Regions from separate parts of the Mus musculus genome. Here all the other regions are linked to region 1. A link is a loop called in an ENCODE intact Hi-C map of the cell type or tissue named here. Cell type or tissue: heart. All regions are shown on one strand. Each heading gives the region's core, and the rest is flanking DNA. Links, peaks and the distances in the headings are about the cores only.

Evidence for each region. Hi-C counts contacts between places; a loop is a spot of excess contacts. Peaks named below come from ENCODE experiments on the same cell type or tissue, not always from the same donor. Only the 100,000 strongest peaks of a DNase experiment are listed, where the experiment ranks them.
Region 2: it touches region 1 in a loop (2.8-fold over the local background); 2 of 42 quality-filtered maps call a loop at or near these places.
Region 3: a loop joins it to region 1, with 2.1 times the contacts of the local background. A loop is called at or near these places in 2 of 42 quality-filtered maps.

What each region holds. Positions count from the first base shown.
Region 1 is chr2:147,172,880-147,183,274 of GRCm38, reverse strand. It overlaps Nkx2-2 (NK2 homeobox 2), which reads left to right. Exons shown (of 2, transcript NM_010919.2): 2 at 1-123. Among named protein-coding and RNA genes, the nearest start is that of Nkx2-2os, 6.0 kb to the left of the region's middle. In heart, for the core only: CTCF peaks have their summits at 4,315 (motif pointing right), 4,970 and 5,383 (motif pointing right); DNase peaks (open chromatin) are centred at 4,524, 4,954 and 5,384; H3K4me3 peaks cover 1,249 bases; H3K27me3 peaks cover 3,936 bases.
Region 2 is chr2:147,252,097-147,262,491 of GRCm38, reverse strand. The region is part of intron 1 of Nkx2-2os (NK2 homeobox 2, opposite strand); the gene reads right to left. It overlaps Gm39955 (a long non-coding RNA gene), which reads left to right and starts at 5,636. Exons shown (of 4, transcript XR_866809.2): 1 at 5,636-5,980; 2 at 7,028-7,123; 3 at 10,178-10,294. In heart, for the core only: a CTCF peak has its summit at 5,545 (motif pointing right); no DNase peak of the experiment used is centred there.
Region 3 is chr2:146,851,313-146,861,707 of GRCm38, reverse strand. It overlaps Kiz (kizuna centrosomal protein), which reads right to left and starts at 5,828. Exons shown (of 14, transcript NM_001033298.4): 1 at 5,665-5,828; 2 at 526-588. The coding sequence starts at 5,786. In heart, for the core only: CTCF peaks have their summits at 5,747 and 5,951; a DNase peak (open chromatin) is centred at 5,867; H3K4me3 peaks cover 1,576 bases; H3K27ac peaks cover 1,530 bases.

The sequences.
Region 1 (10,395 bases), core at 1,775-6,774:
TTTTTCAACTATGAAAAAGGAAAATATGTGTAGGGAACTCACCCCCGGGCCCCCTTTTTCGTCTCCTGAGCATCGGAGCTTGGAACTCAGCAGTTTCACGTGGTTTCCCCAAGAGCGCCGGGCGCTGAAAGCTTTCGATTTTTTTAAATAAGAATTTTAATAAAAATCCTGTGTTTAAAAAAACAAACAAACACAAAACCAAGCCCAGTTCTTGAGTTTGTTACTTTCCCTCCCGGGCCGAGTTGGAAGGGGCGTCAACCTCAAATCTGGAGCCTAGGGCTGTATTCTGGGCTAGTTCTGGCGTTTCCTCTCGCAGCGCAGTGGCCGCGGGGTTATCCAGACAGTGGAGGAGTGCACGGGATAGGCCTCAGGCGGGCTGACCCAAACGATTCCGCGCAGGACCAGAGCAGCTTGGCCTTCAGCCTGCTAGCCAGTGGTCCAAAGTCCTTGTTGGCCTGGCGCTCTCCGGCTTCTGTGCACTCTCTGAATCCCCAACAGGGGGAGGGAAAGTGACTTTGGGTAGCGCCAAACAAGGAAAGCAAGCCCCCCTCACTCGCCCAAATCTCTGAGTGGCTCCTTCAGCCTGAAAAGCTGTTGAAACCACTACACTTGATGGCTATCACTTTGTTAAGTTTAATTTACCTCTGGCTAAGGGGACGGGGGGGGGGGGTCTGAGATTGAGTCTGATGGCTTTCTCTTTGCACCACTTTCTCAATATCTGCGTACCAAGTTGAGGCCTAGTTGACCTCTTCGAGTCCTGAGCGCTGGGATGAAGGGCGGGAGAGCTAACATTAAGGTTTCTGAGGCTTTGCCTGTCTCTAGAAACTGGCTGAGCCCTGGGTGACCAAACCAGATCTGGCGCCTTCCTCCAAACTGGTCATTCCTCTTTAGTCCCAGGAGCCAGGGAAGTAGAGCGACTGGGGATCCTAGGCAATGCAGTCTTCTCATTACTGATGCCCCATCTTGTCCATCCCTCTGGCCTGGAACCCGATCCGATGGAGCTGGATAGTTCTTGGTTTCTTGGTCATGGCTCTGGGTGGACGGTTAGAAAGTACAAGCTTGGGGTTGAGTGGAACTCCTGCCACCAGGGCTCGGGTAGGAGGACAGGCATGTGCACACCGTCCACTGAGGTGGCAATCTTTCCTTCCTCCACTGCGAACTGAGCTTTTGTCGCTTGAGCCTGGAGCACACATGGTCCTGCATCTCAGCGGGCACACGCCTTTCTGTTCTGTCTCACCGTGACTTCATGAGTCAGAGCCCAGCAAACTCTAAGATGCCAGGAGGTTGAAAGTCAGTCTATTTGGATCTAGTGTCTGTGGTCCTCCAGAGCTCCAGCGTTGAGGTGAGGCTAGAAGGTAAGGAGGCAGCCGGCTGGGCAAAGGGAGTCACTCTAGATGATCCCCTCTCTCTTTCTCCCATCCAGTTGGTGATCAGATTTAATTCAATATCTAAAGCAAACATGATTATCCTTGTGACTAAATTGGGACAACACACGCAAGGCCGTGATTACACTATATTCTGCCTTGTGCACACACACCCCATCACTGAGGGCAATGGGAGTCTTTCTAATACACCCCCTACAGGTCCTTTCCCATCAGCCCTGGGAAGGGGACAGTTTTCCCTAAATACTGAAAAGTCTCCCTTTGTTCTACGCACAAGCTTGGAAACTGTGGGGTTTTGTTTTGCTGTTTGTAAAAGCTGGAGAATTCACTGCCTATGTTTGCTGTGCAATACAAAAGGCAGATGTCCAACCTGCCCTGGAACCAATTGCTCACTATCCTAAGTGCAACTTCTCCTAAGCCCCGGGCCTCTGTGGTTGTCCAGAGGTCCGTTGGGCAGCGCAGGAAGGGTGAGTGTTGGGTGTTCAGGGTCCAGGCTTTCTGCCACAAACACTCACAAGAGCTCTCAGACCCTCACGGGAGTGTTAAGGCCCAAACACTTGCAGGTTTCCAGGACCTGGCAAGTTGAGGCCCACAGGCCTGCACTCTCAGTATGTCCTCTCAGGAGTCCCCGGAGGTGGGCCGTGCGCCTGCCCTTCTCTGTCCTCGGGTCCCCAAGGAGTCAATAAAAGCGCCCGTGGAGCCCTGTGTGGCCCTAACCCTAGCGCCCTGGGAGCGCACCCCGCTCAGGGTCCGCTTCGGCAGTCTATCTTCGCCCAATCTACAGAGGGCCGCACAAAACCGCACAATGGGAAAGCTGGGAGCTGGAGATGTTAGAGGCGTGCATATTAAAAAGGGACAGAGAAAGGATCGCAGGGGACAGAGAGGGGAAGAGAGAGAAGCTCCCCCCAGCCCCCCACCCGCACCATTCAGCGCGCTTATCACGGGCAGTGAATCCCGGAGTCAGGCAGAAGTCTCCTTGGGGTTTTGTTGAGCCTGTCACTGGGTCCCTTTGTGATCCGCGGACTCCATGCTGGATTCCATATGGCCAGCTGGGCCGAGGGAGCGCGAGGAGGGACCCGCACAAAACCCAAATTGTGTCCGGCTTTCAAACCCTGTATTGTTGTCTGTGAAAGGAAGACGCATTAAAAATTCGTGCTATATCTATTGGGGAGGAGGATGGAGGAGGGGGAAAAAAGCCACCCTGTCTTTGATGGCTTCAGAGGGCGCTTGCCCCGCCTAGGCCCCGTGACACAGAGTCAGTCTCTCTCTCTCTCTCTCTCTCTCTCTCTCTCTCTCTCTCTCTCTCTCTCTCTCTCTCCCTCCCTCCCTCCCTCCCTCCCTCTCTCCCTCCCTCCCTCCCTACACACACACACACACACACACACACACCACCGTTTGGTTTGGGACCCTGGTGCTCACTCTATCTGAAATGACAGCTAGGCTCTGGTTGGGTGCCCCATGCTGAAGCCAGGCCTGGGGTGCTCAGGAACTAGCTGGTACTCTGGCTTTTCTAGGGCTTCTGGACTTCTCTGGGTATATGCAAACCATATATGTTCATGCACCAATAGACTGATGGTCACAGGGACCTCCACATACTTCTGGAAAGGCCCAAGAGGATAAGAAACCAGGGGGCTGCTCAGCCCAGCTAAGCTGCAGCCAAGGCATCTTTCACCAGGCAGAATCATTTGATTACCAAAGCTAGCTGGGGGGGGGGGGGTTGTCCATCCTTACTTGAACTACAGAGGTGTAGCCATCTGACATTAGTGGGGGGGGGCGAGAACAGTTCAGAACCTTATCCCACAGCCTTCACCCTTCACCTGAAGAGGTTCCTTCCTTAGTTCTCAGTGTCTCCTGCAGAGAGCAATACTTAGAAAGAACACACCCTGTGCGGCCTTCCCTAAGCAGTCTGAGTTGGATCTGAGTACAACCTCTACAAACACCACCCATATAAGCAACATATTTTCTAACCAAAAAAAGTGTATAAACTGCGTTGTGAAAATAAAATAGAAATTGGATGTGTATCTCTAGAGAAAGTAGAAGCACCACTACATTGATGAAAATGTCAGGTTACCTCAAATTCTGTCCCCTTTAGTGCTTTGAAATGCCATCATGTAGATAACTCCATAGAGTGAACACTCCCTTCTCAGTACTCCCCGTTCCCACAAGGGAAATAACTTATTTTCCTTACCTATTGACTGTTGGGCTTAGTTGAGACCTGGCATGGATTTCTCCAGCCTTTTCAAGAGCCTGGTCATTGAAAAGCTAATCCAATATTTGCCAAGAGTAAGGACATTTCTCAAACGTATTTATTAGGGCTCATCGTTTAGTGATCACTTGGACTGAAGACAAGGGCCAGGCAAGAAACGTTAAGGTGCCCTAGACCTCTCCAGGGAGGGATGGTTTCTCTCCACTTCGAACTTAGAAGCTGGGTGCAAACTTGTGGGATGCTGGCATTCCCTTCCCTGTCTTAAGTGGCATTGGATTAGATATTGTGTTGGGTGGTATTTCAGGAAATATGTACTTGTGACTTCCCGAGAGGCCAGGCACAGTGACACTCTAAATCTCGTCGATATATCATCTTTTATCCAGGATCTGCAAATAAACCCTGATCCCCTTGGAGCATTATAGCTGCTGCTATCTCGCTAAGGAAGCGATCTGAGTTTTATTGCTTTTACCAACACCCCAACACACACACACACACACACACACACACACACACACACACACACACACACACACACACGGAGTCTGGATTTTAAAAGCCTCTATATTTTCCCTCCCAGGGCATCGTTATTAAAAGAGGTGAATAGGTCTCAGCGCCGCCATCAGAGCAAGTGCGGAAAGGAGGGCTTGCAAGCGAACGTTTCCAATGCTCCGAGAACCACGTGGGGTGAGGAAAACTAGGATTTTTCGTGTGTGGCCGCTAGGAGGCGCCCAAGCGCTTTTCTCTTTAAGCGACCCACCGAGTCTCTCTGTCCCTGAAACAAACACACCCGGATTGCAGTGCTACTCCCACAGTCTGCCTGCTACCACGGGCAATCAGGCTCAAAACTAGAGTTAGTGTCTGACCATGGGAACAGCTGTTCTATTTACAGTGTGTCCGGGTGACCCGGCATCCTCAGGGGACATCACCATTGAGCATCCTGCTTTTCCTAGGTTGTAATCCTCCCGTCCCTCCATTTCCGCGCTGCTCTTTGCAAGTCCCTACCCCCACAGACTCAGCAAAGTGGTTCCGTGAGCCAGGAGTGTGCTGACCCTTAGGAATTCCCATTTATAGCACTCAGGCGCCATTCCCATGATCCCGAACTGTCTCGGACCATTTTAGATGACGGCAGGGGAAGGTGGCTCAGTATGAGTGTAATGGAGAGTTTAGAGAAATTCTGACTTCGGTCCAACCTTCCCCGCTTTTCGCGGGAGGTACTAGAACGAAGAAACCATCTTTTGGCCAGCATGTAATATGGCCTCCAAGTGATCCTATTCAACCCTCAAATCCAGTTAGGTTGTGGTGCAGCTTACAATCCAGAAAGGCTTCTTGGTCAGAGCCTTTGCCTTGACACTGCATGCTATACAGTAGCGGGATTTTACCACCAGGGGGACACGCCGCGTGGACGCTTGGGGGCGGTTAATGGGAGGCTGAAACACCCCATCCTATAAAAGTATGCCAACTCGGTGCCAATTCCTAAACTACACAGAGGCAGCGGTGTGGGGTGGGGCATCCAAAATGAAAGAGATACACGAGTCGGGATGCCTTCCATCTCTGCCCACAGCCTTTCCAAGAAGTTGGAGGGCATCGCAGTAGACTGGGAGCCCAGAAGATTATCTTCCTCAGCATCTCCTCAATCATTAAACCCCCCTGAACTCCCCTCAAACACCCAAACAAAACAAACAAGCATGAAATCAGTCCACCTTGGCGCTCCAGACACTGATCTTTTTACTTTCTTAAACCAGCATTTCAAAACCGACGGATGGATGCCAGGATCGAAGCTGCGGTGCCCATAGTGTCCGCAAGGTGGAGCGATTGGATAAGAAAACAATTTCAGGTCGGGCGACTGACTCAGGCCTGGGAGCACAATCTGGTCATCTGTGGATTTGAGGGATGTCTGGGTAAAGTCCATTTACAGTAGGACCACAATGCCAAAGAAAGAATTACAATTCTTTGGCTTGGTGCTTGTCCCTTGGAGTGTGATGAAAAGGTTGATGGCATTCAACCTTTTTCTTTCGTCTGCCTTGTGGATGTCAACTGTCTCTGTTACTGTCACCACCACAATTGAAGCATATATTTCCACCTCTTCAAAATGTTTCCTGTGCCAGGAAAATGTAATTTATTCTAATAAAAAATAACCTGACACTTGTTAGTCAATTGGAAGACATAGGAGGGATCTCTTTCTTTCTGTTTTTCTTTATCTGGGGTAATTTAGAGCCTTTCTTCATAAAGTGCTAAGAAACAGTGGCAGGTCTCTGATGTCACCACCATCTACCACTTTTGAAGGCACCTCCCAGGTTCCTCTCCTACATCACCTCGTCTGGTGTGAGCAATCAATTCACTTTACATGTGAGACTGGGTTTCACAGGTTACACTCCCAACACACACGAACCCAGAAAAAAGCCCCAAGAGCAGAGGGCCCACCTCGAAGGCATTCCATGCCATTTCTGGTGAAGACAGGGAGGGACTGGGGAGAAAGGTTCCCTCCTGCTCTGCAGAATTAGCTTGGAATCACCTACCAGGTTCCTGTTAGCAGCCACACACAGGTCCCAGAGTCCTCCAAGTTCTTAGTATTTTACCTGTATGTATGTTTGTACACCATGTGCATGCCTGGTGCCCACAGAGATCAGAAGAGTTCTTCAAATATCCCTGGACCTGGAGTTGAGGATGCTTGTGATCCACCATGTGGATGCTGGGAACCAAATCTGGGTACTCTGCAAGAGAAACAAGTGCTTCTTAATGCCCTATCTCCAGCCCCTGGAAAGAGAAACTTTAATGAGGTAAGTTGGTTAAGACTGGTCCCATGGCCCGGGGGGGAGGGGGCGACACTATCTGCAAGCTTAGGAAGGGCCTCGGGAGATACTGACCCTCCTGGGACTTTGTGCTCAGACTTGCAGCCTCCGCAGAGTGAGCAATCGTTCTCTTCTCCAAAGCCCCTGGTCTTCATGCTGCCCGTGCTCCCTCATCAACTGTACACAGGAGGTCCTGCAGATCAGCCCTGCCCCTCTCTCATCAACTGTACACAGGAGGTCCTGCAGATCAGCCCTGCCCCTCTCTCATCAACTGTACACAGGAGGTCCTGCAGATCAGCCCTGCCCATGTATCTGCTTTATCCACCTTAGACTTTCTTGTGTTTTTGTTGTTGTTGTTGTTGTTGTTGTTTTAAAATAGTTTTGTACTTATTCTTTAACAATTGTCTAACCTATCTGATATGTTTTGGTCATATTTGCACACACCTGGATTCCCTCTCCCCCCCCCCCCCCAACTGCCTTCAGAAACCTCCTCAGCACATCTCCCATTTGCTTGCATAGGAAGGAGGAGGAGGAGGAGGAGGAGGAGGAGGAGGAGGAGGAGGAGGAGGAGGAGGAGGAGGAGAAGGAGAAGGAGAAGGAGAAGGAGAAGGAGAAGGAGGAGAAGGAGAAGGAGAAGGAGAAGGAGAAGGAGAAGGAGAAGGAGAAGGAGAAGGAGAAGGAGAAGGAGAAGGAGAAGGAGAAGGAGAAGGAGAAGGAGAAGGAGAAGGAGAAGGAGAAGGAGAAGGAGAAGGAGAAGGAGAAGGAGAAGGAGAAGGAGAGGAATCAAATAACCACCAAGTTTAATTAGGGGGACTTCACATTCGTGGGTGTGGATTATTTACTGGGCCGTGGGCGACTTGTACTTCAGACGTTTTTGTTTTTCTTTACCTGAGCACTGTTTGTTGGAAAGGGAGAGGGGGTGGCCTGGTGAGGGAAACATGGTCTGAGAGCCGAGGAGCACCGTTGTTTGTCTCTTCTGATTGCCTTCATATCCTCTCTTCCTCCATACCTGCCCCTGGCCCTGTATCTTTTTTTTCTACATAATCTTTGGCACTTCCTCCATCTTCTCTCACCTCCGCCCCGTCTATTTGCCTCCTCCGTGTCCTCTCTCCTCCTCCATTTTCCTCTGGCCTCCTCCATGTCACCGGTCCTCTCTCCTTCGTACCCCACACATGCTCATACTGCTGCCGGGCTCTCCTGCTGCTTCTGGGCATCCAGAACAAACAAGTTAGCTCTTCTCTCCAGAACCCCCACAGCACCAGGAAAGCCTACAGATTTGGGGGCTCATTCAAGCACTTAGGCTCAAACGCACAGCTCCAAAATATCACGCGGAGGAAGCCTATTGAGGGGGCTTTTGCCGGAAACCTTGAGGCTTGCCAAGATGGAGGTGGACCGCTTCAGCTGCCCCGGAGGACGTGCTCTGCAACGCACTGAGGCTTCTGCTTTGCATGGTCAGTTACCTGCAGAGACCTTGTTTTGGGCTCTTTGCTAAGAACGGAATCTCTGCCCTCCACACTGTGAAGAGCGTTTCTGAGCAGTTTGGCACCAGTCGGTCTATGTGATTGGTCTGTGAGTCTGGTGACTTTGCCTGTGAGATTGTGGAAGAATGGCAAAGTAAGGTCCAGCTTGAAACGATGTCCAGCCATTGCCTTCCATCCTACTGTAGGAACTTCCCACACCTTTGTTTTCCCCAGTGCTGGGAAGCATCCATGGACTTCAGGAGCAGATGGGTGCACACAGAAGCCTGTCAAACATCCCAGGATCTAGAATCACATTCCACCTGGGTAGCTTGATTCCGTGCCTTGGGAACAGGTGCCTTCGTCTTTCCTACCTGTATCCCCCCTGTTTCCTCCCCTGACTTGGAACAGCCGTTTCCCAAGTTCTCTGATGTATTGTTCTTCCTTCTCAGTTCAGTGTTTCTCCACACCAATGGACTCCGGAGATATCAAGTTAGCATCGCTTTTAGTCATTCAGCTACCCTGCCCAAAGTCCGTGTAAACCGAAGTATTCCCATAGAATCACAGTGTTGGTTCCTAACACTGTGCCTTTGGGGATTTCATGAAGAAGCTGCCGTGAGCCAACTGCAGAAGTCATGAGATGGAGGAAGAGGCTTCCGTGAGTCCCTACGTCTGTCACCAGGTATCTGTGTACGCCAGAGTCAAGTGTTCTCAAACTCCCATGGTTTTGAAACAGGAAAGAATGGAACCATGCCCATGGAAGCAGATTAAAATCCCACTGGGAAAGCCTGGGGGCACAGGTGTGTCCCTGCTGGCTGGAGGGGAGGTTGTGCTATCACCCCCATCTGGGACATCCCCCTCAGCTAGTTTACACATAGGTGAGTTTGGATAGATTCTCGCCTCTTCAAGCCCCAGATCACAGTTTCTCAAACTTGAGGGGGGGCATAAATTAATCACTTGGAGTTTCCTACAGGACAGATTCCACTTTCACAACTCTAAAATCCTGCCTTGATCTTGATCCTGCAAGGTGCTGTGTAGAGCCAGCCTTTGGGTCAAAGGCCTAGATGCAACTCCAGGTGTCTCATCAGGGAACACACCTGCCCCCTGGAGAGAGGGGAGTCTGAGAGCTGGGTGGCTCTGCCTTCCTCTCAATGACACAGTGACATCTGCCAGAGTCACTGCATGAGTTACCCTGGCCACCCTCAACAGTCATTCACTGTCATGAATAGAGAGCACAAGTATAAGAAGCCTGTTCTTACAACAGAAGATGGCCACTGTCCATGTGCAACTTTGAACAAGTTAGTTACTCACACTCTGAACTAGTGCCCCTCTGGTTCACAAACAAAACCCAAAAGGCTCTGGGATGTGGTGGCATGTACCTCTTATCCCAGCACTCAGGAGGCCAAGGCAGGAGGATTTATTGTAAGTTCAAGACTGTCTTACTTAGGGTTTCATTGCTGTGAAGAGACATCATGGCCAAGGCAACTCTTATAAAGGAAGACATTTAATTGGGGCTGGCTTACAGTGTCAGAGGTTCAGTCCATTATCATCATGGCAGAAAGCATGGCAGCATGCAGGGAGACTTGGTGCTGGAGCAGGAGCCAAGAGTTCTACATCCCACAGGCAGCCAGGAGGAACCTCTGTCTTCCTCAGGCAGCCAGAAGGAGGCTCTTCCCCACATTGGGCAGAGCCTGAGCACATGAGGAGACCTCAAAGCCCACCCCTGCAGTGAAACACTTCCTCCAACAAGGCACTCTTCCCATGAGCCAATGCACATTCAAACCACCACAAACACTAAGCTGGGGAGTGAGACCCTGACTCAACAAACAGAAGGATAGACCTACCCTTTGTGGCCAGGAATTGGGTGAGGTGTGGGTAGGTATAACATTTAGACAGAAGTTAGAACAGGAGGCAAAAGAGAAAGCCAGAGAAATAGGCCCAGACCAGACTCTCTTCTGCTTCCTTCTCCTTTTGCCAACTCAGGAGGGAAAGACACCCCACTGGATATGTCCTAGGTTGTCCTTAGAAGGCATGATTTTGGAAGGCCTCCTACATTCGAGAAGCTATAGTATCAGAAGTCTATGTGGGCTGCGTGCAGCATGGTGAGACAGTAGAACAGTGTTTGCCTGAGGTAGTGCATTAGTTTAATGGACACACAGGCCGGGATGAGGGGCAAGAGATGGGTTGCTGCATTTGCTCTTAGATTAACCCTTCCCTTCTCACCATTCATTCCTTTCTGTGGGCACAATGGCATTTCATAAAATCAGACATGATATCAGCAACAGGAGAAAATAATTTAACAAGGCAAATTGAAACACCACTCGATGCAGACATGCTTTTAAAGTTTCCCACCCTGATCTCATGCAATTAGACAAAGCAATTATGAACACCATCGTCAAGCGCCCTTCCTAGCCCCACTGATACAATGAAAAGCTCTAATGGAGAGTTGGTCCCTCGGGCTGGAGAGGCAGCCTGTGCGGGGGAGGGGAGCTGGGGGTGGGTGTTGAAACAATTACCACTGCTGGGTTAATTAATCAAACGAGCAGACATGATAAAAATCC
Region 2 (10,395 bases), core at 3,017-8,016, 78 kb before region 1:
GAGAATCAAGTGTTTGAGGCTGGCCTGGACTATGCAGTGAGACTAACCCAGAAAACTAGCCCAGAAGTTCAGAAAAGCTTGTTGTCAAGTAAAAGATACTTTAGCTTTCCCAGGTGGTGCCTGGGAACCCAGGGCCGGGGTCATGGAACAACTGGACACACATGGCTCTGGTCTCTGGCACATGGATAAGATGTCTCAGAGCTGGGCTAGCCTTGCGGCAAATCGGAGCTCTAATCCCCAGCTTCTGCCATCTCAGGAGCTGGCCCATTAGTAGAGTGTCATACAGAAGCAGAGCAAAGGGATCCAGGACTTCTGCATTTGTCAGGATTCCCCAGATAGTACAGAACCAGCAAGTGACATGTATATGGGTGTGTAAGGACAGATATTAAGGGGGTTTGCCAGTGACTGTGGAAGCTAAGAAGGCATCTGCAAGGGGGAGGCACTGGAAGGTTCAAGCATGGATCAGCGTCTGTATTTGTTTCTCTCTGTCCTCATTGTGACTAAATACCCAACAGAATCTATTTGAAGGAGGAACGGTGTGCTTTGGCTCTCAGTTAGAGGGAATATATAGCACATCATTGGAAGGCAGGACTGTGAGGCAGCTGGTCACACCTTGTCAACAGTTGGGAAGCAGAGACAGGTGATGGTGTTCCAAAGAAGAGAATAGTGTGTCACTGATCTAGAAAAGAACATACATTGCTCTGGTGTGCTCTCTCCAAGTCCCCAGAAGACCAGCTATGGCTACCCACACAGATATGGATTTTCCCTACCTAACCCACTGACAGTCATGTTAAGCTCTTCTAGAAACACCACATACACACACACACACAAACACACACACACACACAAATGCTTTATTAATATATACTCATACATAATATGTAAATTATGTATATGTGTATATATAATGATATGTTATATACGATTATTTTCATATATGATCAAATATGTGTGTGTGTGTGTGTGTGTGTGTGTGTGTGTGTGTGTGTGTGTGTGTGTGTGTGTGTGTGTGAAACAGTTATATAGATGTTCTCCCAATGAGACACATTCCTGGGTCAGTTACCATTTCTCTAGGTAATTCTTAACAGCTCAAATCAGCCAATCACTGTAGAATAAACCTTCCTATGACTTGACATCCAAGGCAGCATTTCCACCTTCTATTGGTGACAAACCAATTGCTTCCACTATCCACCCGATGTTAGCCAGCTTTCTGCTACTATGATAAATATCCAAGAAAAGCAACGTAAGGAAAGGTTTGAGCTGGCTCAGGGTTTTGGAGGATTCAGAACCTGAAACTATATCTTGTGTCTGTGGTGAGTGTCTCATGGATGGGATGAGAATGTGTGCTAGAGGAAGAGCCAACAATGTAACTTCCCCCATGGGCTCTCTTCTCATAAAGACTTCACCATCTCTCAGTGACAACACAGGCTAGAAACTAAGCCTAGAGCACATGATTTTGGGGGCACAGTTCAAGTCCAACTGTAACACTAGATCAAGAAGAAAGGGGATACAACTGCCTAAGGAGGAGTGGAAGCCAGCTCACACTAAAAAGGAGCAGGAAGTTTGGGGGACACTAGGACAGCCATTGTTGGCAAATACAATCAACCCTTCTTGATGGCAGCATTCAAATGTGTTAAGACTGCCCCAGATGCACCATGTGGCAGAGTTGGTGGCCAACCTGCTGTCAAGTAGATGTCATAACAGAATGGAGTCCTTGAGCCCTGTGACCCAAGGCCAAACTCTAGCCCTTCATGGGTCACTTCTTCCAGCTTTTTTTCTTCTTTTTTTAATATTTAAGATGGTGAATGGGTGGAAAGTTGAAGAGATTTATTGATATTTTCCATACCTTCCTCAGGTGTCACTAAGGAAATGCTTGATTGTAATTATTGAACCTTCAATGACTTCAAAAGTGCAGTAACCTCGGCTTTAGCAAGCAGTCATAGGCTTATCATGGCACAGAAGTAAGCCACTGGTATGTGCTCTGCAGAGAGCAGAAATCCCTGCACATATGGGCTATCTCCAACCACTGCCTGTTCTACCTCTCCTTTCCAGCCAAGAAATAAATGTTTGAGTGACCTGAGTTCTGTTGAGTTATTATTTTTGTATGCTTATTTGCTGTTTGATTGTTTGCTTGCTTTTCAACTGACCAAGGATTGAAATCAAATAGATCTTAAATTTTGTTTCTTCATTTCCATTCCAAATATGACGAGAAGACTTTATCAGTGGACCCAACAGACAACCTTAATATTGAAGACCCTTACCCAAATGCTCGGAGCCAGAGATGATCAGATTTGAGAGTTTAGAGCAATGGTTCTCAACCTTCCTAGTGCTGCAAACCACTTCCTAGTGCTGTAAACCACCTTTAGTGGTTTACAGTTCCGTATGTTGTGGTGGCCCTCAACCATAAAACTATTGTGTTGCTACTTCATAACTGCGATTTTGCTACTGTTATGAGTCATGATGTAAATTTCTGATATGAGATCCTGTGGAGTGCTTGACCCACAGGTTGAGAACCTCTGCTTTAGAGTATTTGCACAGATATCATGAAATATGGTTAATGGTAGGGCCCAAGTGTAAACATAAAACCTATGTTTCATGTACAGCTACCTGGAGCTTGAAGGTAACTTTATATAAGATTTTTAGTTCTGACATGCTCTGGAGATGACCAATCTGTGAGATCAGCGTGGAAATCTCCACTGGGGCTTCATGTCAGGGGCAAAAAGTTTGGAATTTTGGAACATGTAGTCTTTGGATTTTCAATTTAAGGATGCTCTGACTACATAAAATGAAGATTCTAGAAAAACGTCTTCAGTGTGGATATATAACAGGGATCTGTTTCAGTGTTGATTTTCTTTAAGATATGCTGAGATTTAATGATCAAGATTTTAAGAGAAATGAAGAGACACAGGGAGGTGCTTGCTAGTGCAGCCTCTGGATACAAGGCCAGGCATTCATTGTTCATCAGTCAGGTACCATGCTGGGTTGCAGGGCTTTGAGACAGTGAAGTTGCTCAGACAGGGTGCTATCCTCTCCATGGTTGTAAAAGGGGAGATAGAAGAGAGCCTGGCTACCCAATAGACAGGTGCCAACAAGAGGCCCAGGGCACATTTCTGGTTGTTCATGGGACTGAAGGTAGCTTTGTTTCCATTGCTGGGTCTAAGTCAGGCATTCTGAACACAGGAGGGAAAGTCACATAAGTGTCGGCCATATTTGGAAGCATGGCTTCATGTTGGCTGCTTGATGAGTGGGCCACATAAGGAGGTGGGAGAAGATCATGTGGACAACAGGCTGGAAAACAGAGCAGCAGAGATGCCCAAAGGCACACAGCACCCAGGCTCCTGCAGTATTCTCTTCAGCTGGATAATCTTCCTCTGCAGTGGTTCTTATACACTAGTATCCAGGAGAAGACAACACAGCAGAGAAGGAAGATAAAAAATAGACCGTGAGGTTAGCAGCACATATCCAAAATGTGGAGAGCTTGGTGAGGAGGGGACAAGAAAAGTGGAACTACTGCAAAATAGCACCCAAGGAGCCTCAAGCCCACAGCAAGCTGCATCTAGAATTGGTGGAAGAAGCCCCCATCTGGTAGACAGTGCAGCGAGTTAGGCTCCTTGCTAGTATTTAGCTGAAACCATACTACAATAACGTTTTAAAATAACCCTCTAAGATTCCATTTTTGTTTAATTTACATCCTTGGTAAATAACATAATACATGGTGGCTCCAGTCTTAGAGAAGTGAACCATTTTGCACCAGTAGAAACTGCCAAGTCATGTAGAAAGGGACCCTACAACTGAGTTGGAATTCTACTACTGGGGAGCACCTGTACTAGAGATCTGTCTTCTTGTTTGCGCACATATAAATGATCTTGTGTAGAGTCCAAAAGGACCACTGATATTGGGGATCTCCATTAAGAACTGTGTAGCTGGAAGTCAGAAAAGGGGGTGGGGACTTTACTTACATCCGTTCAGTCATTCTCTTTAAATTTTGAGCCACATAAAAGTGTTGTTTTTCCTAATTAAAAATCAAAACAAAAGCTCCAGACTACAGGTAAAAGCAACTCTTCCATTTCCCAACACCCCACCCTCTGGCCAACTTGGTCCTCAGTTCACAAAGCGTCCTGTTTCTATCCCTTCTCATTTTCACAAGACTTTGCATTTCAGCCTTAAGTTCCTGGCTTGAGTGAAAGACAAGTTTGTGCTCTGGAGAAAAACACCTCATACGAACAAAGTCGCACATGCAAGGAGTTCCCATGATGGGCAAATAAGGAAACCAATCCAAATGTCCCCCAGAGGAAGGCAAATCAAATGAATCCGCTGGGTTGTCTTATTCTTATTAATGACTCAAGTCACCTGGGAAGAGGGAACTTCAACTGAGGAATTGCCTCCATCGGATTGGCTGTGGGACTATCTGTGAGGTGTTTTGTTAATTAATGATTAATGTGGGAAGTCCTAACCCACTGGAGGTGGTGCCACCCCTGGGCAGGTGGTCCTGGGTTCTATAGGAAAGCAGGCCAAGCAAGCCATGGAGAGCAAGCCAGTAAGCAGCATTCCTCCATCACCTCTGCTTCAGTTCCTGTCTCCTGGTTCCTGCCTTGAGTTCATGTTTTGGCTTTGTTCAATGATGGATCATAACCTTTAAATCCTAATAAACCCTTTCTTACCCCAAAAGTTATTTCTGTCAGTGTTTGATCACAATAACAGAGAGCAAGCTAGGATACTAACTTATTTCCACTATACCCAACTGAGACGATTGGATTCCTTTTATACACTGAAACCTTGTATCTATTACTATACATAACACATATAAATATGTTACAAATATGAATATATAGTCTATAGAAAATATGCATACTATAAATTAGTCTGATATATCATACTTATAACATTTATAGTTATATAATCAAATCTTATTGCATATGTCAAATATATATTTTATGTAACATTTTAAAAGTACTTTTACATTTGCAAATATTATATGAACATGTATATATATGTATATGTGTATATGTATATGTACACTACTACCAGGCATGATCACACACACACACACACACACACACACACACACACATATATATACCCTTAATCCCAATCCCAGTGCTTGGGAGGCAGAGGCAGGCAGACAATTGAGTTTAAGGCCAGCTTGGTCTATGGGCAAGTTCCAGGCCAACCAGAGCTACATAGAGAGATCCTGTCTCAATATGTATCATACATACATACATACATACATACATACATACATACATACATACATACATACATACAAAAATATCTTTTAAAATGGTTAAATATAAGACATATTTCATATGTATGGATGAAGCATGTATGTGTCTACATATCTACTTTTCTATCTACACATACAGAAATGAATACATATGTAATATATACATTAGTCATTTGTAAATGCATAGAAGACTTGTGGAAGCATCATATAGTCAGGTAGAAAGATAGACAAGAGAGAAGGAAATGTGTAGCAGCTTGACCTCTGAATACTTACTATAGGATAAAAATTGAAGTACTCTCTTGGTGCAGGCACGACAGGCATCTGCCGCTAGAGGGCGCAGGAGATTGACAAATCATTCCCAGGGGCAGATGCTTCTCTGGGGTTTCAAAAGGCCAGTGACTTCTCCCAGCTGGATGTCCAACTCTGGGTTGTGTGGAGGAAGCCTGCAGCACCAGAGGGCCTCTCCAGACTATTGGGAACCTGTGTCACTAATCTGACCTCTGTCCCCGGACCTCATATTCGAGTCTGCAGATGCTGTTCCCATGCAGAACACAGAGGCAGCCGCCTCACAGAGCCTGATTTCAAGAGGACCTCCTGAGAGATTTGTGTGGGCCTTTGTGGGTCCTCAGTGACAACAGAGAAAAGGCTGGGCCTCTGCAACTGGCAGAAAAAGGCTGGATTTCTGAAGAGTCTCAAGTTCATCCTGAAAAGGTAGTCTCTGGTCCCTGGCTCTAGCCCACAACTGTCAGACCTGAGGTATGTCCTGCCTCTACAGACATGTGCTCAATATTCTCCCTAGTCTCTTGTTCTGTTCACTTCTCTTTCTCCTTTGCATTGCAAGGGAAACCTTTTTAAGAACGCAAATAAGTTTATGCTCTACGTTATTCATTTTAAGATAAAACAGCAATTATTGCATAGGTTTGTTTGTTTGTTTGTTGTTGTTGTTGTTGTTGTTATTGTTGTTGTTTGTCTCCTATGTGATTCTGAGCCACGAGTGGTGATATCACCTGTGCTCCAGCTACCCAGAAGACTGAAGCTGGAGATGGCTGGAGCCTGAGTTCAAGGCTAGCTGAAGAGTACAGCAAGTTATACCAAAACAAAACAAAACCATGATATTCTGCTAGCTGGAAATCTGATCGCCATTACTCCTAACAGAATTTCCTGCTAGAGCAGGGATTCTTCATCTGGCCTGGACCAGGTCACTGGGCAAGTTTTAAGCACTGCTACTGCCTGAACCCCATGGACAGAGATTCTGCTGGGAATGGTCTGGGCTGTAGTTGGGGAATTGGGTCCGTTGGTTCTGATGAAGCCAGTGTTGAGAACTGCTCTCTGGTGACCTGTAAAGTGCCCCGTGTTCTGTGGCACTCCCTATAAAGCATAGAATCCGCTCACATCGGAAACCAGCTGCCCCAGAGTCTCCGAGGCCCCGATATCTGTATTCTGTCCCCGGTGGACAACTTCTCAGCAAGTTTAAATGAAGCTTTTAAGAAGCTTCTAAAGTAGACCGACCCAGAAGGCAAGGGTGTAGGGGAAATAACCTTTTCACGACTTCTCCCGGAAACCAAAATTTTAGATTTCTTTAGAGGCGAAAGATTTTCCTGTCTACAAAGTTATTTCTGACTTCTTTCAAAGGCTCCTGTGTTATTATTTTGTTTTTGAGGTAGACTCTCACTCTGTGATCTAGGTTGGCTTTGGATGACTCCTGATTCTCCTGCCTCAGCTTCCCATGGACTGTGACAATAAGATGTTTACCACCAAGCCAGGTTCCCTCCTTGTTTTGTAATTCCTGGGTTTCTCTTCTAGTATTCACTGCCATCGTCCACCTAGCAGAGAGCAGTTGTGAGGGCACCTGTGGAAATCTGAGCGGCAACTGTCCCAGATCGCCAAGCAGAGGCAGAGGTTTGTGGGTTTGCTGCACATCATAACTGCACGTGCATATGGGATAGGGTGGAAGTTTGTTGCATGTACACATTGGACATGCTGAAGTCGGATCATTAGCATTTAGTCATCTTCTATAGTAAGCACACTCAAAATCCCTTCTTCTAACTGCTTTGAGAGATACTGCATGCCGTATAACTGTGTTCCCTTTCCTGTGTCCTGGAACACTGAGACATGCCCCACCCACTGAATGTGTGTCCCTTTCCTGTGTCCTGGAACACTGAGACATGCCCCACCCACTGAACTGTCACACAGAGTGAGTCCTGGGAGCTGTACTTTCATAGGGGCTCTAAATAATAATATTTTCATCTGCTGAAGTTTTAGCATGCTTGATCTCTTACACAAACAAGCACAACTGACTCACAACCTGGATTTTAAAGTCAAATTATTATATAAGATTACATAAGTTCACAAAAGCATATAATATACTTTGAGCATATTCCCTGCCATACTCCACCCACTATCCTTCTCCTTCTCCCCCCCCCGCCCCGCCCACTAATTCCCCAGACAGTTTCATTATCAGTGTCTGATCATCAATACCTATGTGGATTTATGTACCTATGAAATCTTGCATCCACAAAAGAAGAAAGCATGCATTGTTTTTGTTTTGTTTTGTTTTGTTTTGTTTTGTCTTGTTTTTTTACTTGCCAGAGAAGTCTCCCCAGTTAATTTGCAACTCGGTCCCAGCTTTTCATTCTCTTACCAAACAAGCACTAACCTGACAACCTGCAAGGCTCTTCAGCAGAGACACTGGGCTCCAGATAAGCCCATGACAAGAGAGCCTCATGCTGTGTTGATCAAGCTCCACTCTACTGCATAAGAAAGCCCCTGGGCCTCTCACACCAGCTCCCTCTTTCTGAACAACAGCACCAGCCCTGCATTTGGCCGAAGCCCTCACAAGATGATGGAGTTCCCTGACCCTCCAGCTAGCTCTCCTTGTCCTCCCACCCAGGGAGGTTCAGCCCTTTGGCACAGAAGCAGTAAAGGCCATTCATGCTTTAGTGACGCCAGCTTCCTCCGAATCCATTCTGCCCCTTGGCATCTGACACCCCTACAATGGGCAGAACTGCAGGAGAAAAAAAGGTTGACTGCCAAGCAGGGAAGACTGCCAGGTCTTGTCCAGGCATACCCAAAGAGGGCTATCTCCAATGTCCCGGCATTACAAGGTCCCGTTTTATGCTTCTAATGGTTTTGCAAGCAGAATTAACAACTGATTGACACAGTAGTGTAAATATATCAAATCACACATTGCGGGTGTATAATTATAATGTTGAATTCATAATGTGAATGTACTATACAGATGTGTGCAGATGTGTGTACCCATCTCTCTAGAGGTGTAGCTCCGACTCTGCATTCGTATAATCCTGTCCATGAATAGACAGTCGAGCTCACCAACCCAACAACTGCTCAAATAAACGAGTCTACTTTCTCTGCCCCCTGATGCACATCACCACGTTCCTAACATGTCTCGCTGCACTTCTGCAACAAGTTCAGGAATTAAGTCTCATCCCTAAGGCTCCATTAACCTATCCAAGAAATGGATATCAAAAATTAGCATAGTCATATGCGGCAGAAAGTGAGGCCTTGGTGCAAAGATTTCCCAGAATGCCTGTCAGCTCCGATGGATAAACACTGGTGATAACCTGCGTGGGCCAGAATTAGGCCTTAGACCTGGGATCCATTTTCAGAAAAGCAAGTCACCTTGATTCATTTCAGGTGGTTCTCAACATGTGACAGCCTCAGAGCCCACACTTGGTCTCCGATCCGCCCAGCAGGTCTAGCTGATTTTATTTACCTTGTCCACGCAGAACAAAAGGGGCACCATGAAGACAGGGTTCAATTTTGCTTTATTTCATCTTATTTCATGGATCCTTGGGCTTCAGCGCTGATTCCCTATACCAGGCACATCGAAGGCCACATTTGATTTTGCTGGTGTGCCCCAAAGCCCCTGGTTTCCAATGGGTGCTTAATTATGACTGGAATGAAACAATTTATTAAAATTAAAAATTGCCCATGTGGTGGTAAACTTCATCACTGTGCATTGAACACCCACTGCACACCCAACTTGGGCTAACTACCTGACATACAGTTGTTGCATTGGCTCTTCCTGACAACTCCAGGGAGCAAAGAGCCATGAAGCAAACTCACCTGACAATTAAGGAAACTTGGAGTTCAGAGAAGCCAAGAAAGTGGCAAAGAACTGCACAGCCCATTAAATGGTTCATGATTTATAACTGGAGGCAGCCTGGCTTCCAAAGTAGGGGAGGGTTTTGTAATGTGACTTTCTAATTCAGTGTGCTTTTTTTTTGTAAAACTGTAGTCTATATAGTGTTCTGAGTTTTGTAATTATAAATATTATAATTTTAAGCTGTTACAGTTTTGTAACACAAAGCTACATGGGACTGTGTGCATGAATGTAATTTTTTTCAATTGCTCTTTTATGTAATGATGTCGTACTTGTACAAATTTCTCAAAATAATCAAGTGAAAAATCAGGCCCATCTTCTAGGGTCTCATTCAGAAAACCGAGGAAGATGTATTCTTTGGTTTGTCTTATGAAGCTGTCCTGAGTTTGATAACAAAATCCATAGTCAGAAGGAGGAAAATTATAAGTGCAAAGCCAGGTACTCATAATCTCAACAATGTCGGGGCTCATTCAGGTGGACCCCAAGTTTCAGGTCAGCAGGGGCAATACAGTGACACACCGGCTCAAAATCAATGAGGCCAGAAAGATGCCGCCACAGTTAAAGACTTTTTTTTGTACAAATCTGATGACCTGAGTTAGATCCTGAGGCTTCATAGTGGAAAGAGAGAACCTGAAACTTGACCTCTCACTTCTACCCATGCACAGAGGCACATGCCTTCCCATACACTACACACACCATCATCACTACCATCATCATCAATAAAATTTGAACTGTAAACTGAACTGTATTTTTAAAAGATAAATAAAATGAAGGGGAAAGGGGGGCTGGAAATGATTTAGTGGATAAAAGCACTGACTGCTCTTCCACAGGACGTGGGGCCAATTCCCAGCACCCACATGGCAGCTCAGAACTATCTGTAACTCCCAATCCCGGGTCCTGACACCCTCACGGGTCTTGGAAGAGCGCGAGTGCTCCTAACCACTAAGGTATGGTCCCAGCCCTTTCATAGTAAAATCTTAAACGCTCTCTTTTGGAAGTCAGAATGAAGACAAAGATGTCCACAATAACCATTTCTCTCCAACGTTCG
Region 3 (10,395 bases), core at 3,540-8,539, 320 kb after region 1:
TAAAAGAGACAGCCTTGGTGGTGGTGTGTGTGCCTTTAATTCTGCACCTAGAGGCGAATCAGGTGGATCTCTGAATTCAAGGTCAGCCTGGTCTATAGATCAAGGTCTAGGGCTCCACAAAGAAACACTGTCTCAAAAACCCCAAAAAGAAAGGAAAAAAGACTACACTGCCTTATTTTAAAATATTTAAGCAAAACCACATTCCTGAACTAATACAAAAACAAAATAAAAATAAAATGTTTATTAATAAATTATATAAAACTATAGGATTTACTTCAAATTATTATGCATTAAAAATAAAAGAATGATAAAAATATTCCATCTATAAAAACTATGACATAATAGTAGGGTTGTTTGGTTTTCTTTTTAAATAGAGTCTCTCTATGTAGTCATAGATGGCCTGGGACTCCCTATGTAGTCCAGGCTGCCCTCGAACTCACAGAGATCTGCCTGCCTCTGTGGTACAGATTATATTTTGGCTGACAGCTGCAAAAAAGCTAGACAACCATCACTGTCATCTCTTACCTGCACTTATCAGATTTATTGTATTCATAAAGCTTGTCTTCCAGGTCCAATCTCTTCTTTTCACTGTAATACAGAAAATGTATGTCACTGTATTGTATTAATTAACTAGTGGATTTAGACCATGGTGTCCTCTGAAACCACATCCATCTATTTAAAAAAGGAGAAAATGTCGTGGGTGGCTGAAAGACCTATCAACAAGCAAGTAGAAGAAACAAAGGTAACAACAGTATGAAGCAAAAACTCAAGACCCTCAGCATCAGTGAAGCACTGTAGTACATGCATGTAGACCCACACTTCAGAGGCTATGGGAAGAGGATCAGTACTCTGAGGCCAGCCTGGGCTACATAGGGAAAACCTACCTGGAAAACAAAAATTGACTGGGATTCTCAAATTAAGGAAAAATGTTTGAGGCCAGAGATACATGAGACCTTGTTTCAAAAAGGAAGTAAACAAACTGAACTCAGAATACAAATGACAAGGACATCATATATGTATTTCCACATTAGAAATCTTTACTGACATCTTGATTATTAAACCTTCAAGGGTTTTATAACCAATTGTGTGTCTGACTTGTGAAAAACAAATGGTTAGATGGTATAGGGAATTTGTGCTTAAATTACAAGGACAGGAAGATCTTTAAATACATCTAGGGCTCTATACCGCCATGGTATTACTGCTGAATGACTGAAGTCTGATCAAGAAGAATCATCTAAAGGATCTAACCTGGGGTCACCTTCTAGAAGACATGTTATACTTAAGAAATTGCCAGGAACATGACAGATGGGGTCAGACTAAACAATCATCCCAAGAGGTCAGAAGCAACATGGCACACCAAATGTAAGCCATGTTTCTCAATTAAACCCTAGACCAGAAAGGACCAGAAAGAAAGGCTTAATAGTGATGTGTATGTGTGTCAAGTTGACAAGGGGTCAATTGTATTGGCTGGTTTTGTATGTCAACTTGACACAGCTGGAGTTATCACAGAGAAAGGAGCTTCAGTTGGAGAAGTGCCTCCATGAGATCCAGCTGTGGGGTATTTTTCTCAATTAGGGATCAAGGGGTGAGGGCCCCTTGTGGGTGCCATCCCTGGACTGGTAGTCTTGGTTCTCTAAGAGAGCAGGCTGAGCAAGCCAGGGGAAGCAAGCCAGTAAGTAACATTCCTCCATGGCCTCTGCATCAGCTCCTGCTTCCTGACCTGCTTGCCAGTCCTGACTTCCTTTAGTGATAAACAGCAATGTGGAAGTGTAAGCTGAATAAACCCTTTCCTCCCCAACTTACTTCTTGGTCATCATGTTTGTACAGGAATAGATACCCTTACTAAGACAAATTGGTTTCTAAGACAACTTATGTCTGGCATTGAGTGTGTGGAGGGACACACAGCAAGGCTGAAGGGTAACTGTGAGAGCTGTACCATGGTTATATAGAAGAGCATCTTTCTTTCTTTTGTTTTTTTTAATAGTACATTGAAGGTTTTAATGACGTGGACCATCACATACTCACATCACAGTTTGAAGTATTTAACAGAAGAGCACTGATTTTAGGTAAGTGTATGGGAAAAGAAAATAAAAATATAATATTGTTGGGACTTCAGGAGAATCTTGATGAGGGAAATGCTGGGTCTTTGTCCCATGTTTGCAACTTTTCAATAAATTTGAGTCTATTTTAAAATATTTTTTAAATGATTCTGCAATCTAGGGAAAAAGGGCCATGTTGGGTTTTGTTTGTTTGTTTTTTGTTTTGTTTTGTTTTTAAATTCCATCACCTCCGAAACTGCAAATTCTTTTTAATAATGTTGGAAAGATCTCTGTTCTCAGTTCCTTCTCTTGTGGATGCAGATACCTGCTGGTCACACTGCTGGTCTCTCTCTGAACACTTCATATCTTAGCAACCACAGACACATTGTGGCTCTCTATTCCACGAAAAAATGGTGCTGATTTTGTCAACTCCTCATCTAACTCCCTCCTCCATGCTGCTGCATCTCCAAATGGTAATCCTTCATATGAGTTTTAACATAAGGTCTAAACACTGGATATTTACCTCAGTAAAAAGTCAGAGGGAAGGCTTATTGGTGGGACCACCATAATAATCCTTACATATCAAATAATGCCTACATATCAAATCTCTATTTCAGAATCTCTGAAATGCCCAAACCTGAGATACTTACAGAGTCTTTGTTTCAGTCACTTGTACCCTCATCTGGGTTTTCACAGCTGGCCTGTTCTTACAAAGCTGAATTTTCTACATTTTAAGGAACTTAGTCAATTTGTGTCTCAATACCACGGTTTTCCATCACCCTCAACTGTACTCAGCTAATATCTCAGCGTCAATTCTGAACCATTATGATATGTTGCCCTGAATCGGTATCACCATTGAAAATAACTGGGGCTGGTTAATGGACCTTTCAAAGGATGTTTTTATATACAGTAGTTGTTAAGTATCAGCTGCACTTATATGTTTCTACCACACTTGTGGGCACTATACACACTGCAACATGTCACTCCATTAGACTCTTTCAGATTCAATTACGGACTTTCACAACAATGGAGAGAAAGCACTACACACACATAGAAAAACATTCAAGCTATAAAATTACACCTATGTGGGAATACACAGGAAAATGACTGGAGTTTAAAATACAACAGTTTCGATGAACAAGCTCAGTTATCAGATCAGCTAACATTTCAATGACTGCCTCTAAAAGGGCCAAGAAGGCTGAACTGTACTTGTTGTTGCTGTTAATCTCCTGATTCCCCAAAGTTTCCAAAGTGATAAAAGCATTTCCAACTGCTGTGAAATTCACAATATTGAAGATGAACATGGACTTTCAGGAAATAGTGGTCCCTATGATGAGACTGGCTTTAATTTTTAAAATGTTATTACATTTAGTGTGTGTGTGTGTGTGTGTGTGTGTGTGTGTGTGTGTGTGACCCTTGGTGAAGTCTCATGACTTGTCATGGGCAGAACTCATGTTCCTACTCATTTACTATAGCTCCCTCTCTAGAGTTATTTGCTTCTATCTTGTGTGTAGCATGCATTAATTAGAGTCACTTACAGATTCTTAAAATGAAAAATGATCACACAGAGCAATAGATTTACACTGACTTAAAAATAAAACAAATCTTCAAATGCAGGACCATGAACAGGCCATAAAATCTGACTCCAGTTTCTTATGTAACTTCAACAACCTTACCTTGCTTCCTAATTAAAGCAAAAAGTGCTAAACATAAAGTGGATAATCATTACAGTTATTGTGCCATAAGGACCATAAAGAACCAGGTGCTTCCAGCATAGGAGGCAAAAATAACTTACCACTAACCTAGTTCAAAAAGAATGTCATTTAAATCAGTCACATTTTAAGAGCAGATCTTTGCCTACAAAACACAAATAAGTAAAGGCCAAAGGTAACTATACCACTCTTGAACTACAACAGACAATGAGATAAAGGCACTAAAACTAAAGTTCTTGCTTTTAAATTAGCTGATGCATATATATATGTGTACACATATATATATGCAGAGATCTAATACCACCACCTTGGGTAACTGGAAAAAAGATCATTATTCAGTGACAATGAGGTGATGGCATTCCACATAAGGCATTTGTAACACCTAGACGCTGGCTAATTGACTTTTGGATTTAACCCATAAATTCAAACATTTTACAAAAACACCTCCTCCACCATTGTACTACACAGTGAGCAAAAGGTGTTGCTTCTCACCTAAAATTCTCAATGTAGGCACACTTGAGCTCGCATGTGCACACGTGCTTGTGCATGCACACACACACATTCTCTCTCTCTCTATTGTATTCTCTCTGAGATCTCACTAAGCACACTGAAGGTGCAAACATTAGAAAGTATTGAGAAAAGAAAAGCTCTGTAGGAAAAATAAAGGTGTGTGTGTGTGTGTGTGTGTGTGTGTGTGTGTGTGTGTGTGTGTTGGAGATAGGTTCTCACTATGCTGCCCTGGCTGGCTTGTATCCCAGGCTGGCCTTGAACCTGTGGTCCTCCTATTTCTGTCTCTTCAGCATAGACCACCACCAACATACGCCTAAATGGTTAATTTTTTTTTTCTTAAGTGGGAGATTAAGAGATCCCTAGAGTAGGTGAGCAGGACTGTGTCAGAAGGAAAAAAAAAAAAAAAAAACGGATGTAGAAAGAAGATAAAACACGGAAAGAAGAGTTAGGGCCCGTGGGAGTTACTTAACAAGTAATTGGCAAAAATTAAGTCTAGTGTAAGATGCAATTCCTTTGAAAAATCACTTACTTTACCTCACCTGCAATTACTGTTATGATCTTAGAATTGTTACAGCCCTCCTGTTCCTTCTGAATGATTCTGTAACTTTAACACCCACTAAATGTTTTGTTTATCAAAAGATCCAAAAATCTATTTCCTTTCTTGTCAACTAATGAGATTTCTAAGTCCAATTAATTTGGCAGCTAAATAAGTGTTCCAACAACTTATCTTTCCATGTGGTTATTTATAGTCAATTGCTTTGTACTTTTTTCTATTTATGCATTCTTAGATCTAGCTTTTTCCAATGGTTCTCATCTTTCATGTCTTAATCAAAGGCAATCCCAACCCTCGAAGCTGAACCCGTTGAAAATTTCATCCTTTTACTAGAAATTTAGTCAGCCCCAGACACTTCTAAAAGACTACAGCGCGCGCGCAAACACACACACACACACACACACACACACACACACACACACACACACACACACACACACACCATTCCAGCCTGCGTTCCTGGACCTGTCATCTTTGATGCAGTGCGGCTGTCAAAGTAGGATGACAACTTGAAGAGAGAGTGAGGAGGGGGCATGTAGGACTAGAGAGGACTAAAGAAATTCACAAGGTTTGATCAAGACTGGCAGGCAAAAAAACTCCCACTCTCACTTCCGGCCGCATCCGCAGGCTGAGGGACCTGGCTTTGGTTGTCATGAGAGATTACAGTCTCTCTGCGCTTTCAAACAAGGGGCATCCGTGGTAAAGTTGTGCTCCTAACCCCTTCTGGGGCTAGTTGGGGGTCGCAGGCGAGTTCCAACACTAGTGAACCACTGGCGGGAAGTGGGCCGGACACCGTACCCCGATGCTCTCAGTGGCGCCGCTGACTCCCTGCCCCGTCCCGCGGCCGTACCTGTCCCGCAGAGCCTGCTGGAGCTGGCCCACCCTTTCGTAGTAGCTGGGGCTCGCCAAGGGCGCAGAGGTGGCGGAGGCCTGGCGCAGGCCACCACCACCGCCACCGCGCCCTCGCGGCATTGCCACAGGGCAGCTGGCGGGCCAGCGTTGCCCAAGGAGACCGCCCCAACATGCACCGCGGGTAAACAAGGCGCCTAGCGGCCTGAAGAGGGCGGGGCGAAGGGCGGGGCGCCGAGGAGGCGGGGTTAGCCGCGGTGTGGGTCCGGGAGGGGCGAAGACAGAGAGACTGGCAAGGGTGGAGCAGCCCTGGTGGTACAGGGAGAAGACAAGGGAGCTGTGTCACGTTCTCTCTGCTACCGCTGTGTTTCTCTTCCCCTACAGAATCCGTCCTACACGCATTCATTTTATCAGATGCAGTTTCTTATTTACCTTCCTAGAATTTGCAGTGAGAGACCCTGTGACAAGATTGTTTTGATACCAGCACTTAGAAAGCAAAACAAAAAGCTAGAAGAAAACAAAATTTAAGAACCGCAAATATGCCCTTGATCTCAGCACTACGGGCAGAGGCAGTAGGAATTCTGAGTTCGAGGCCAGTCTAATTTACAGAGTGAGTTCCAGGACAACAAAGACAACACAGAGAAACCTAGTCTCAAAACACCAAACCCCACCCCCAAACAAAATAAAACAAACAAACAAAGAAACCAAATATGCCATCCCACGCTGGAATGTTTTTCAATGCTCAGGTTGCCATCAGCCCTTTCAGGGGAGAAAGATTTGGTTTCTAACTAGGTCCTTGTGAATCAAACCGTTTACTTCTGCAGTCAATTCTCCAACAAGGCCCCCAGCCAGACTACATTGGCATAAACCCTATGTCCCACAACTCAGCTGTGACCATACAAAAAGCCTAGGTGCCCCAGAGTGAATTGGGCAGACTATTACAGCAAGACTAACTTAACCTTAGATCAGTTCAGAGGAACTACTGGTTATAAAGGCCCAGAACAGAATCAGTCTTTATTCTTGCCTCCATCAACATGGCAAAAGGCTTCCTGAAGAAAGACAACTGGATTCTAAAACCCACTTGGAATAGGAAATTAAAAAAAAAAAAATGTACACACGTACTTGTAGTCAATGTGGTTCCTTATCCTAGACTTTTAATTTTATGTCTCTTTTCTCAAGTCGGTAGTTTTATTTTCATGCAAAGCATCCCTGACACCAACATTTCTTTAATAGTGTGTCAGGACTCCATGGGGATTGCACCATATCTGAATGGGTTAGGGATAGGGAGCTGTGTGTCAAAAAGTTCAGCAACAGTAAACCGTTCCTGAATGTGTAATGACCAAAACTCAATTGAAAAATCAAGGCATAATAAATCTAAGCTGCTTCTGACGGCATGTGTCCGTGTCTTGTCCCACTATAACATGCTCACTATACACTGCACATGTCCATTGCGCTCTGACTTATAGTACCATACTGGCATTAGGGGAAGCAACGAAATGGTCAAGTCAGCAACCCTAAATTATGATTTTGCCTATCCTTCCTTCCTCATACTGTCTGCCTAAATGCTGAAAGGTAGAATATATCCATGTAATCTCAGGACTCAAGGGGACAGGCAGGAGGATCTCTAATTCCAGGCGGGCCTGACCGACCTTGGCTTAAAAACAAAAACATGTGGACCAGACGATGGCCCAGCAAATGAAACATGCTTTCTTTGCAGGTATGGCAATCTGAGTTTGATTTGATTCCCAAGAGTTGTTCTCTAACCTCTACTTGTACACTCTAACACACATGCATACACACACACACACACACACAAACATGCACACGTGTGCGCTTCATTGAATTAAAATGTCATAAATCAGCATAATGGGCTATAAGCAAAATAGGGTCTCTGCTCCTGCCTTGACCAATATACCTTTTTAAGAACATGGAAATACAGTCCATGTTCCTAAATATGTGGAATTTAGTTCTCTGATTCTTTCCTAATCCACCCCCTAATTTTCCACCCTAATTAAATTAATAATTCCCTAATTTCAGGGTTGCATGATGAGACACACCTCACTCACAGTAGGGATCCATGTGCCCGGCCTTCTCCCCATTCGACCAATCCCATCTGTATCCATATGTTTGTCTCAGCCTCCTTTTGGCCTAAAGCTAAATACTAGTGATGGTTCCTTATAAGAACGGCCCAGGAAAGAGATCTTTGAAGACTCTGGAGAGCAGTCTGGGACCCTCTGAGTTGGAAATGCCTGGATTCTGGGTACCTGGGACTGTGTTCTAGGAGTTGTGTGTGAACTGCCATGGGCATCCACTCGACCTCACATTAAGTGGTCAGGAAGGGACAAGAGCAGGCCTGTAATATGCAGATCTAGTGCAGGACCCTCTTGCCCAGTTGTAAGGTTAGCACTGATATGGCTTTTAGTTACTCTGTCAACTCATTCTATCACACTGATGTAGTGCTAGTGTACTGAGGTTAATTTACAGCCTGTAGTGTGATGCCTAATCATCATCTGCTTCATTGGATTTGGAATCACCTAGGAGACTCATGCCTTGGTTGAGGGTATTTCCAGAGAGATTTAAAGGAAGACAAAGATCCATCCTGAATGTAGCCTGCAGCATCCCAGGGGCTGTAAGGTCCAGGTGGAATAGAGACCGAGTCAACAAGAGAGCGTCAGAATTCCCTGTTCCTTGTTTCCTGTGTCTACCCAGATGTGAGGAGTTTCAGCTACACACGTTTGCTATAGTGAACTCTGACATCCCTTTCCTACCATGGCAGACTGTTCCCTCTTAACCCACAAACCAGAACGAATCCACCTTAAGGTGCTTCTGTTAGCATTTGATCACAGCAGTGAGAAAAGCAACCTATACATATCTAACTAAAGTTTTACTACAGTACTTTGGTAAGTCCTTCAAGGCCTGTAGATGACCAGGCCCCAACCCCAACCCCCAGACTATTCTAATCTAAGTAAGGGCATGGCTTTTGAGAATATGTTGAGATTAAAATTTTACCTTTTAAAAAAATCATGTTCTTTAAAAAAAATTAAATTGAGCCTTGTGCATGTTAGGTATTCCACAAAGCTTTCTGTAGGATCCATCAAATCAAAGGACAATATGAAATGTTATGTTTAAAATGGCTCGAGTCAAAGCTGACCACCGCACAACACTTTTGCACCTGCATATGAGATCATTATGGTTTTTGTGTTTTTGTTTTTCCTTTATAAGCTGACATAAAAAGGCACTCAATGCCATGACTCCACCCCTGAATTCTGATGTATGATCCTGATCAATCAGTATTACCACATGCATTCAATAAACCATACCCATCTGACTCAGGTCAGCATTTGTGTGGTTTGGGGGATGACGCCTGGATCCCAACAGTTTTCTTAGATGTGTTTAATGTTTAAATAAGAAGAGTTTGAGTAAAGCAGATGGCCTCTGTTGGTTTATTTTCTATGCTATAACAAAGTGTATGAGGCTTGGAACTTTATAAATGAAAAGGGTTTATTAGCTTATATTTTGGAAGGCCATAAGACCAAGGTCAAATGACCCCTTGCTTGGGTCTCAGCGAGGGCCTAATAGCAGATGACATTAGAATGGTGAAGCAGCTATGACAGAGATCACATGGTGACACAGGAAGCCAGAAAGTTTTAGTAGTTTCAGGGTTCAGGCAATTTTAACAGCATCATACTCCAAGGAGAACAGCCTGAGGTCCCACAAGAGCTGTCAATCTGAAAGAAGCACCTACAGAGGCAATGTAATTACTCTGCATTGAGTGTCAACTGGGAAACATGTTACCATTTCAAGACCAAGACCATGATGAAGACTTAGCTCCCAGAACATGAACACTTGGGGGAGTACATTGAAATCATATCTAAGTCACAGCATCTCTGTATCTAGATGTGTCAGATCTACTCAAAGGACTTAGGAAATAAGACTGCTATCTCCTGTAGTCTGGCAAGCCAGTTTCCACCCTATTCCCCAAGTATTGCCTGGTTGTTCTGTTTCTCTGTAAACCTGGACTAATATGGAAAGGTATGGAATTGCTCAGAGACACTGAGACAGTAAGATATCGGTGGGCCAATAAAAGGACAGAGAATTCATGTTTGAAGTCCTGGTTTCAATTCTGGCAACATTAGTAAGTAAATAAATGAAAATGTCAATAAATAAATGTTCTTGTTTTGTTTCAAATCAGAAAAACCTACAACTACTAAAAGAGTGTCTAGGATACTTGAGCTACCAGAAAGCCAAATAAGAGCCAAAATACACTACAAGGGTAGTAGCAGAAGAATGAACTGTTAGAGGCATTCCTTAATGAGACGGACTCACTGTGTCTCGACATCCTTGTCCACCTACAACTAAGTCTTTGAATCATCGCCCCTGAGTTCTTCAGGACTGTGCCTCTGTAGGAGCCCTCTGACAGGCTAGCCCTAAAGCAACAAATCCTTGTACACTTTGCTCTCTGAGGAGCTGGACCATGGCTCTGTGCACCGGCAGGGACAGGTCTGCAGCCCTGAGTGTGTGAGGGGCAGATTATAGATGGTGACAACCCATGTGAATTGATCTTACAATGCCAAGATTCTCCTCAAAAATCATTTGGTGGATTTCATAATTGTTTGCCACTTGCATGCACTTCTCATCAGGGTTCAACAAGTACTCCTAACTACAAGGGTTGGGAACAAAGAGACACTCCAAGCTTCTCTCACGATGGTGCGATCACAGGCAGGTTGAAACT